Regions from separate parts of the Homo sapiens genome. Here region 2 is linked to region 1. The links are chromatin contacts, found by Hi-C or POLR2A ChIA-PET in ENCODE. All regions are on one chromosome and are shown on one strand. The core of a region is the stretch at or near the end of the contact, and the rest is flanking DNA. Distances in the headings are between cores, read along the strand shown.

Region 1 (5,193 bases), core at 739-3,238:
AGTGTTAATTGATGCCCCAAAGTTGTACATATTTATGAGGTATAGTATATTTCAATGCATGTATACATTGTATAATGGTATAATGATCAAATCAAGGCATAGCTATCAACTCAATTAGCACATCCATCGACTCAAACATTTATCATTTTTTTTTGTGCTGGGAACATTAAAAATCTGGTTTAATTATTTGAAAATAGGCATTTTTAATCTAAAACCTCTTCTTCAAGTATATATACAGTTAAAATCTCTGTAACACTGGGAAGAGGGAGGGAGTAGATCCCTGGATAGGGAAGTAGACACTTACAGGATTGTTTTCTACTGACTTTAGAGGAGAAAGAGGAAGCAAGATGTGTGTCTTCTGTTGCCTTGTTGTCACCAGGGCATTCTAGAGAAGATCAATGAGCGTCACCTCCACTTCTTCTCCTCTTATATTCCTATTGTTCCTTATACTCTCTGGCAGTGATTCTCAAATTTGAGCATGCTTAAGAATAATGTATGGTGCTTGAGAAAACACAGGTTGTTGGCAACACTCCTGGAATTACTAGTTCAAGCATTCTGGGGTGAATCCCAAGAAAGTTGCATTTCTAACAAGTTTCTAGCTGCTGCGGCTGCTGATGATGACGATGATGATTAGAGAACAGCTTTGAGACTGTTGCTCTGAGGCCTGTTTATGGCCTTAAATTTGGTCAAACATCAATTGGCAAAGTTAAAAACAACAACAATAAAACAAAAAAAAAAAACAAGTCAGTTTCTGGACAACACCCAGGACAGCTGAATCATAATCATTGGACTAAATGATACCTGGGTCCTTTCCCACTTTTTCATTCCATGACATTCTTAAAAGATTAAGAATAATGAGAATCCAGCGATGCCTGCAAACAGTCAAATCTCAATTTTTTTTTTTAACTTTCCTGGCATGTATATCACTTAATAAGACCACCAAATTACTAGTATTTTGATAATGGCTATTTTGATGTCACAGTAGAAAAAGCAGGTCTTTGGAATTAAACAGATTCAGATCTTCCATTTGCATGTGTGTAAGCTGGAGATAACATAATTATTTAATTTTATGATGATTATACAGCTCTTTCACATAGCATCTAATATGTAAATTTATTTTTTTATAAAAATAGAATAGTGTCATTCTTTATTCATGTGTTCCATAAATATCATTAATTTTGTATATCTGACACTCATAGGATTTAATGCCACAATTGTTTATGGTATATTACATTGTATAATTGGAGAAAATGTGTTGTTTATGAAATGTGAAATGTAATATTTTTTTTTCCTTTTTCTTTTGCCAGGAGTGATGGCTCACGCCTGTAATGCCAGCACTTTGGGAGGCCAAGGCAGGCAGGTCACCCGAAGTCAGGAGTTTGAGACCAGTGTGGCCAACATGGTGAAAGCCTGTCTGTACTAAAAATACAAAAATTTGCTGGGCATGGTGGCATGCACCTGTAGTCCCAGCTACTCGGGAGGCTGAGGCAGGAGAATTGCTTGAACCTAGAAGCAGGGGTTGCAGTGAGACAAGATTGCACCACTGCAACATAGCTTGGGTGACAGAGTGAGACTCTGTCTCAATCAGTCAATCAATCGATAAAATATTTTTTTTCAAATCAAGGTATCCTTAATTGCAATGTTAACAGTGATGAAAGGACACAGTGTCCAAGACCACAGTGACCTTTTTCTTTTGATTATTTCAGCAGAAGAGTAGGAAATGAGAAAGCAAATATTTTCTTGTGAACTCTAGACTTATGGAGGCTTTGGGCAAACAAGTCAATATTATTATCCTTACTTCAAGTTAGGGCTTCTGCAAGCCTACCCTAAAGGGTCAGATACAAGGAATCTCCAAAAGTTGTTCTCTAGCTATACTTCTAGCTGAGGGCAAAAGCAGCAGCTCCTGCTCATTTGTGAGTCAAGCAGGTGTTGAAATTCAAGCTTCTACAAGTTATGATGAAACTGCAGTGGGGAGTGAGTCACACAGGATCCCAGAGGCCCATTGCCGGTGTCAGGAAGCTAATGGATTATGCTCGCCACACAGGGATGCCAGGCCATGTAGGTGGCCTGACCTGGTTTGGCTGTGCAGAGCAGGAGATGCCTCTAATACCCAGCCAGGGCTGGGTTTCATGCAGCCCTGGAAAGTTTTCTCCAAGCAACTCTGACCCCAAGGAAAATGCTGCTTTTGCAGACTGAAAGCCTTGAAATTGCTTTAAAATGATTTGGTGAAGGCAACCTTGACTCAGGTCTCCCCAGGAGCAGGAGGATTCTGCTGTGAAATGACAGCAGGACACTGAGAACTTTCCATATACTTTACATGCCAGATCTCAATCTTTGCAACTACCTACTATATAATTATACACAATTTAAATATATTAGCTTATTTTATATAATCGTTTTATGCAGGAGATCGCTGAGATTTTATGAAATGGTGTAACTTAAATAGATTTACCCAGCAAGCAAGGGTTCATGTAGGGGTTCAAACCTAAGACTGTCAGATGGCAGATGGCCGAAATGTTCTCTTTTCTTTCTTTTTCTTTCTTTTCTTTTTATTTATTTTTTTGAAACAGAGCCTTGCTTCTTCGCCCAGACTGGAGTACAGTGGTGTGATCTCAGCTCACTGCAACCTCTGCCTCCCAGGTTCAAGTGATTCTCCTGCCTCAGCCTCCCCAGCAGCTGGGATTACAGGCATGTGCCACCATGCCCAGATAATTTTTGTATTTTTAGTAGAGACAGGGTTTCACCATGTTGGCCAGGCTGGTCTAGAACTTCTGACCTCAAGTGATCCGCCTGCCTCGGCCTCCCAAAGTGCTGGATTACAGGCATGAGCCACTGTGCCCGGCCGATGTTTTCTTAACTACTCCATCTATGTTCTGCAAACTTGGGTCGTTTAAACATCTTCTGCACTATGATCAAATTATGTATTTTTAAAAAGTTTTTAGTGTAAAATAGTTGTGCCTCAATCTAAGCAATGTTATCTATTAAACTATAGTTTTGATGCTTTACTTGTGTTTTTTTCCCCTAAAACATAGTGAGGTTAAAAAAAAATCTGTTTTGCTTATATATTATGATCATGATACATTAGGGTGATATAGCCACTCAGCATGTAGCCTCTCAAGGAATGTACCATTCTTCACTATTGTTTATCCAGGATATCTCTTTCTGCCTCCTTGCCCTTCTTCCTCTCTCCCTCCCTTTCATTGTTCCTTTCTCCTTCCTGATCCCAATTTTCAGGAAGCTCACTACATCTGTTTTGGCCTTATTACATCTCCCACCATTGCCCTATGCTTTTCTCAGCTACTTCTTCAAACGCTTGGTAGCAGACTGGATCTCCACCTCTCCAGATCCCTATCACATAGCCTCAAGTTTCCTGAGAATCTCTTTAAAGAAAAAAAGTGGAGATGTGGGGTGGAAAAAAGCAATAGAGGAGAATGACGACAATAAACACAATTACAGAGCTCTTACTACATGCCAGGATATGGTATAAGTACTTTTCATATTTTAATTATTTCAAACCTCACTGCAACATTATGTGATAATAATAGTATTATTCTATGTTACAGATGAGGACATGGAAACTGAAAGTGCTTGTCTCTTGTCTAAGGTCACCAGCTGGGACAAGGATGTGACCTAGACAGTCACTCGGTAGCTCAGAGTTTCAACCTCTTTTCTAAAAACGTCATGCTTTTAAAAAATTCTCTTTGGTTAATTCTTCTCTACAGGTTTTTGATCAGTTCTTTGGATTTTTCTTGGAAACTCTCCAAAATGTCCCTGAAAGAACCTTAGCCTTATTGTAAAAGTTGTTGGTTTTATTTCAGAAAGGGGAACTCATGAATGCCCTAACATATGTCAAATTTTCCATTCTGACACTCTACAAAGGTCTTTAACCTTACAAAAGAACATTCATTCCCAAACATAGTATAGGGAAAATTTTATGTTTATATAACTTAAAATAGGGCCTTTCTGTTTCAAGGATGGAAGTCAAGAGCTAAGAATATGTGGACACTGTAAAGTTCTATACTATGGTTTCAGTCATGAGCCATGACATTGAACCTTTCTGAATATCAATCAGAGTCCCTGACTCATCGCTTTGTTACAATATCAACTATGTAAGAAGTAGACCAAATTTTGACTAATTATATCTTAAAAATAAACATAACACAATAAACAAATTTGTTTTTATCTTATATCAGAGAGAAAGGCTGGTAAACTGGAATAACCATGGCTCTTGGAATTAGGAGGATTTCAGTTAACACCTGGCCACTTTTGAGCTGGGGGACATAACATTAAAACAAGCTTCAGTTCCTTGTCCAAAAATGAGCTTAAGGATCTCAGAACTGGGGGAAAATTAACTGCATCCAAAGTCTATTTAGCACTTTGGATGTGGAAGGGATTCAATACTACCCCATCCCACAACTTCTTTTTGCCATCTCTAACATAACTAGTTCTAGAATCCACATCCCTGAACACCAAAGCTTAAATAAAAGTCCACCAATTCCTTGAAGTATTTAACTTTTCCTAAGACAAATATTTCTTCTTTAAATTTGAAGATAGCCATAGCAATTTCCTTTTGTCAGATCCTTATTTTGTGAATCCTAGATCCAGAGAGTTTAGCATCAATTATAGCACAGTTCATCAAAAACAATCCAATCCTTCATTAGGAAGTTCAGATTTTTTAAGACAATTCAATTAATAGCATCCACCAACACATGTATTTTCTCTTTAGACCTACACTGACCTGAGGTCTTTTCTTCCCTTACGTTATTCCTCTGTTTCCCCATCTCTCACTCTCTCCCCCACCCCCAGTCTATGTTATGTATTCCATTCAACTTCTGTTTTTTTTTTCCCCACCAGCCTCTAATTGACCTGCTTTCTTTCTGTCATTCTCCTATTTCCTCAGAAATGCATCTGTCAAAGATGGAGAAGGAATAAAGTCAATTGTGAAGGCAATGACCTTGTACTCTTAAATTGGTTTAAGTATTAAGGCATGAGAATGAGAATTCCCGTATTAATACATTTGTCCAACTATATTTCAATTACTCTGTCTCATGTTATCCTAGCCTTTACTCTAGGAGCTCTTGAGTACCACATCTTATCTGTACACCTACGCCTGACAACACTGGACCCGAGGAACCCAACCATCTCTGCCCCAAACCGTTGCCCCTATTTTGGAAGCCCATGCTGCCTCCTTAG
Region 2 (5,193 bases), core at 1,317-3,816, 90 kb after region 1:
CCTTTTAAATATTTATTCGAAAGTCAAGCCATTAGCCAGTTAAAATAATAGTCTGTGATTCCAGATGCTGATGTGAGTTAACAAGTAAGCATGTTAGTGCTTTATTATACTAACGTTTAATGAGCTTCCATTCTGTGCCTGGCCCTCCGCATGGTTCTGAGATTTTAAAGATGAACAAGGTACAGGCTGGGCCCTCAAGATGCTCATAATCTAACTGGGAAGATAAATATACAAATATATACATCATAGTACATGTTTTTGTGATCAACAATATCCATATTAAAGACATGGTCTGTGACTCCAAAAAGAAAAATAAGAGAAAACTGGGGTTATCAGGTATAGAGACCACAGACTGAAATTCAAACGATGGAAAAAACTTGCCAAGCAAAGCCTCTCACAAATATATTCACATTACAGTGCTTATTTTCATATAACCCACTAAGTTCAAGTATAATTTCAAAAAAAAATTTTAAATGATTTTAGACTTATGGAAGAGTTTTTAAATTGCACTTAGACTTCCTACATAACTTTCATCCAGCTTCTTAAATATAAATATCTCACCTAGTCAGAGTATAATTATCAAAAACAAGGTTAACATTGATATAATTATATTAACTAATACATAGATCTTACTAGAATTCATAGGATCCAGGTTGGGCTTCTCAGTCTAATCCCTCATTTGGCTACAGCAATTAGTTTTGTCACGGCTCAATGCCTTATAATAGGCCAATGATAATTAAGCATTTTAATTTAATTTATTGGGAAATAAAAGATTCTTTTCTGCTAGAATTTCTAGGTATAGAATGACTTAATCTTGGAACTACGAGGGGAGAAGGATTTCAATATCAGAGATGGCCAGAGAAATAGAGAGAGATTCTGAATTCCATGATCACGTTCAAGGTACAACTGAAGATAGAGATCTATTCCTGAATATTTAGTTACATGACTAAACAAATCACTTTTCTGTTTAGACCACTTTCAGTTTGGTTTTCTGTTACATGCTAAATAAAAATACAGATGTTTATGACTAATATACATGCACAAGCAATTTCTTTTATATAAGAGCACTTTAAGTGACATGTGTATATAATTACTTATATAATTTCTACAGGAAACAAAGCTCTAAACAAATTGTAGAAAATGAATCTGTGCACTAAACGTGCTAACTAATTTGTCAAAGGCAAATTTTTTCTTTTTTTTCCAATTAAAAAAAAGTCTTGCTGTCTTCAAGAGCTACTTTCTTATAGGAAGAAAATCTAATCTATTTCACTGATTAATGAGACAGTGTATACATAGCACCCAGTACAGTGGTCTAGATTTTGTGCTAGACATTATGCCAGACCATTAATGAATGTCATCACTCCTTTCTTTTCCAGAATTCACAGGACATTCTCACCGTTGTTACCAAAGATTGTTCATTGAGAATAGAATCTAAGGTAGGTGGAGAAATTATATTGTGACTCTTGGTGAGTTCCTCAACTGCCCCTCTCACTCCCTCCTTTGGTGAAAATGGTGACTTACTGTGTGCCAGGAGATTGAAATTATCCTATTATATTCAGAATTTAAATAAAATTTGATATAAAAATTGCTGTGATTATTTTTTGTTCTCATCTTTGAATGCTGCAGCCAGGCTGAAAGCCCATGTGCCAAGTTTTCTGCCTGGAGGAAGATTGTGTGGCTGAGTTATAAATACATTGATGGATCCAGCTGGAACTGTCTCTTGTAATTTAATATGCAAAGAAATAATCTGAGTCATAGATGAAGACAAGCAGTTCCTTTTAGATAAGAGTGCTCTCTAAGTTTGGCTATGCAGATGACTTTCAAGAGACTTCTTCCAAAGAAGAACAAGAAATGGTCTCAGGACAAGTGGGGCAAAGCTTTGACCTTGAATCTAGCATTCAATTGCCTGTCCCGTCGTTCTTCCAAACATCAGCAAAGTGGCTTATGCCATCTAAATTCTCCTTCAGTAGGTTTTACATAAAAAGTCTGTTTTCCAATGTTGGAAACAAAATGGATTTTAATTTCTATAAAGTACACTTTTTAATATTCCTTCAAATTAAATAATATGTATGGGTAACTACTATGAATGAGATAACACGCTGAGCAGTGGAGGAGCAGGAAGACTAAGAAATAAAAATTGCAATTGGACCCTGCTCCTCGAAGTATAATGTTGAAATCACAATTTAACACATAGCCAGTTGAAATAGCTCTTAAAATATGCCTTTATTTTTTAAAATTTATAATATGATAATGCTATCATGTCAATAATAACATTAATAACTATTTAACAATTAATAATGATGCTATTAGTACTTTCTCAATAATAAGTGATTTCATTTGATAACATATGGAGACTGTTTCAGTTAACTATTGTTATCTAACAAGCCACTCCACAACTTAGTGGCTACGAACAGCAATTATTTATCATAAGTATGTGAAGTGGTTAAGAGATTCTCCACTATTTTTACCTGGATTCCTTCTTGCATTGCATTTATCAGCAGGATTGGCTGTCCTAGAAGCTGCCAGATCCTCTCATTTGCACGTCTGGTAGTTTGAGCTGACTGTCTGCTGAGGCACCTCCATTCTCCTCCACATGACCTCTCATTCTCCAGCAGACTAGATCAGTTTCCTCAAATGGCAGGCCCAGGGAAGTATTCCAAGAGGGTGAAAATGGAGCTTGCAAAGTGTATTTTGAAGTCAGGGAGTGTGACACCCCCTAGCTTTGTTATTTTTGCTCAGAATTATTTTGACTATTTGGGGTCTTTTGTGTTTCCATATGAATTGTAGGATTATTTTTTTCTAATTCTGTGAAGAATGTCATTGGTAATTTGATAGGAATTTCATCAAATCTGTAAATTGCTTTGGGAAGAATTGTCATTTTAACAATATTAATTCTACCAATCATGATCATGGAATCTTTTCATGGTTCTGTGCTCTCTTCAAATTATTGCATCGCTGTTTTATAGCTTTTCTTGTACAGATCTTTCACCTTTCTGGTTAAACTAATTCCTAGATATTTCATCTTTTTGACTCTATTATAAATGGGGTTGCTTTTTTGATTTCTTCTTCAGATTGTTCACTGTTGGCATGTCCAAATGCAACTGTTTTTTGTGTATTGATCTTGTATCCTGCAACTTTACTGATTTTTTTAATCAGTTCTAATAGTTTTTGGTAAAGTCTTTAAGTTTTTCTAAATATAAGATCATATCATCTGAAAACAGGGATAATGTAACTTCTTTCTTTTCAGTTTGGATGCTCCTTATTTTTTATTCTCTTGCCTAATTGCTCTGACTAAGACTTCCAGTATTATGTCAAACAAAAGTAAAACTAGGCATCCTTGTCTTGTTCCAGATCTTAGAGGAAAGGCTTTCATTTTATTTTCTTGTTCAGCATGGTGTTAGTTGTGGGGTTGTCATATATGGCCTCTTTTTTTTGAAGTATGTTCCTTCTATCCCAGTTTGTGGAGGAATTATTTTTTATCATGAATGGATGATTAATTTTATTAAATGCTTTTTCAGCATCTGTTGAAGACAGAGAGCAGATTGTTGGTTACCAGAAGTTAGGAAGGGTTGGGGTATGGGATAAAGAGAGGTTGATTAATGAGCACCAATACACAGATAGATAGAGGAAATAAGACCGAGTGTCTGATAGATCAGTAGGGTGACTACAGTTAACAATAATCTACTGCACCTTTCAAAATAGCTGGAAGAGAATAATTCAAATATTCCTAGCATAAAGAAAATATAAATATTTAAGGTGATGGATATTTCCAGTCACTCTGCTTTGATATTTACAATTCATATGAATGTATCAAAATATCACATGTACCCTCCAGATATGTATATGTATTATATATCACCTTAAAATTTAAAAAAAAATCCTGAAAAAAAGTAGAGAAATACAGATGGTAAACATGAGAAAGCTAAGGCTCAGAATGATTAAGCAATAGCATGAATAGTAAATAGCAGAGTGAAGAGTCAAACATAGATAACCATGAGACAAATGATTTTGACTTTTCCATGGTATCACACTGTTTTTGGTGTAAGCAATTTTGCCTCCAAGAGATTGTGTTATCTTTTATCATTCCTGATGGAGAGTGGTTGTGGATATTTTACCAATAATGAATAGAGGTTGAGAGAAGTTTGTGATTTTGCTGCAAATTGGTAAATCAGGATTATCATACAGCATATTGATATTAAAATTCACTCCCCCCACCTGCCCACCATATCCACTAACATTTCATTGATGTCATTAATTGATTGATTGCTTCATTCATTCATTCCCTCTAAAAGCTCTGTGTATTCCATTGTCAGGGCATCAGACTAAACCAAACAGGGCAGCTAAAAGATTGTTGTGGGCCAATGATGACTCAGACCGGGGTACAGAAATAGAGTGAAGTGAATTAGTCTCGGTATCATTTTGAGTTAAAACTATGTGAGACACCAATACTTTTTGTCCTCAGCTTCATCCTGAAATCTTCCCCTGCTCTGCTTTTTATTGCAAGAATGGAGCTGTGACTATCTCCAGTAGGCTTAATTTTTAAGGCTTTTTGGTCATCGAGATTCTCAATCAATGGAGTTACAATTAAGAGATTTGGATAAAAAGAAATAAGGAGTACAGGAGTGTTTCACCTGACCTCTCTCTGCTTCCTACCTCCATCCTCAGATGCATCTATGTACCCTACATGGCTTCTGGGAAAAGCCATGGAAATCCCACCTGTTTTACCAGCCAAAGTGTGGTAGAAATTTCCTGTGTTCCTAGGTGGCTGTATATTGTTTTCTTGGCTTTCAGTTTATCTACCACCAGTATTACAAATTCCTGGCTAAATTGCCTTGTTCTAAGTCCAATAATCCCTGGAAATCAGCAGGGGATTGAGTCTGAGACATCATGGATACCTAAATCCACAGTATAAAATGCTATGCTATTTTATACTTTGCTACATATAAAACAGCATAGTGTAAGCATACAACCTGCACACATCTTCCTGTATACTTTAAATCATTTCTAGATTACTTATAATACCTAACAATGTAAATGTTATGTGAATAGTTGTTACACTGTATTTTATTTGTACTATTTTTTATTGTTACAGTATTATTATTTTAAAAAATATTCCTGATGTGTAGTTTGTTGAATTCCTGGAGAATGTGGAACCTGTCAGTGTGGAACCTGCGGATTTAGAGGGCCAACTGT

Evidence for each region. A loop is a pair of places that touch in the nucleus more often than their neighbours do. ChIA-PET counts read pairs that join two places held with the same protein, here RNA polymerase II (POLR2A).
Region 2: a map of gastrocnemius medialis shows a loop between it and region 1 (4-fold over the local background). The contact joins two enhancer-like sites. A Hi-C loop is called at or near these places in 4 of 168 maps with a recorded cell type or tissue (gastrocnemius medialis, heart right ventricle and right cardiac atrium). POLR2A ChIA-PET finds 5 or more read pairs at or near these places in 1 of 52 experiments (naive thymus-derived CD4-positive, alpha-beta T cell).

What each region holds. Positions count from the first base shown.
Region 1 is chr16:64,159,568-64,164,760 of GRCh38, forward strand. No RefSeq gene overlaps it. Among named protein-coding and RNA genes, the nearest start is that of LINC02165, 430 kb to the left of the region's middle. Within about 2 kb of position 1,989, at least 3 of the 41 ENCODE cell types and tissues checked have a DNase peak (open chromatin) inside an H3K27ac peak, as active enhancers do.
Region 2 is chr16:64,249,350-64,254,542 of GRCh38, forward strand. No RefSeq gene overlaps it. Among named protein-coding and RNA genes, the nearest start is that of LINC02165, 520 kb to the left of the region's middle. Within about 2 kb of position 2,567, at least 2 of the 41 ENCODE cell types and tissues checked have a DNase peak (open chromatin) inside an H3K27ac peak, as active enhancers do.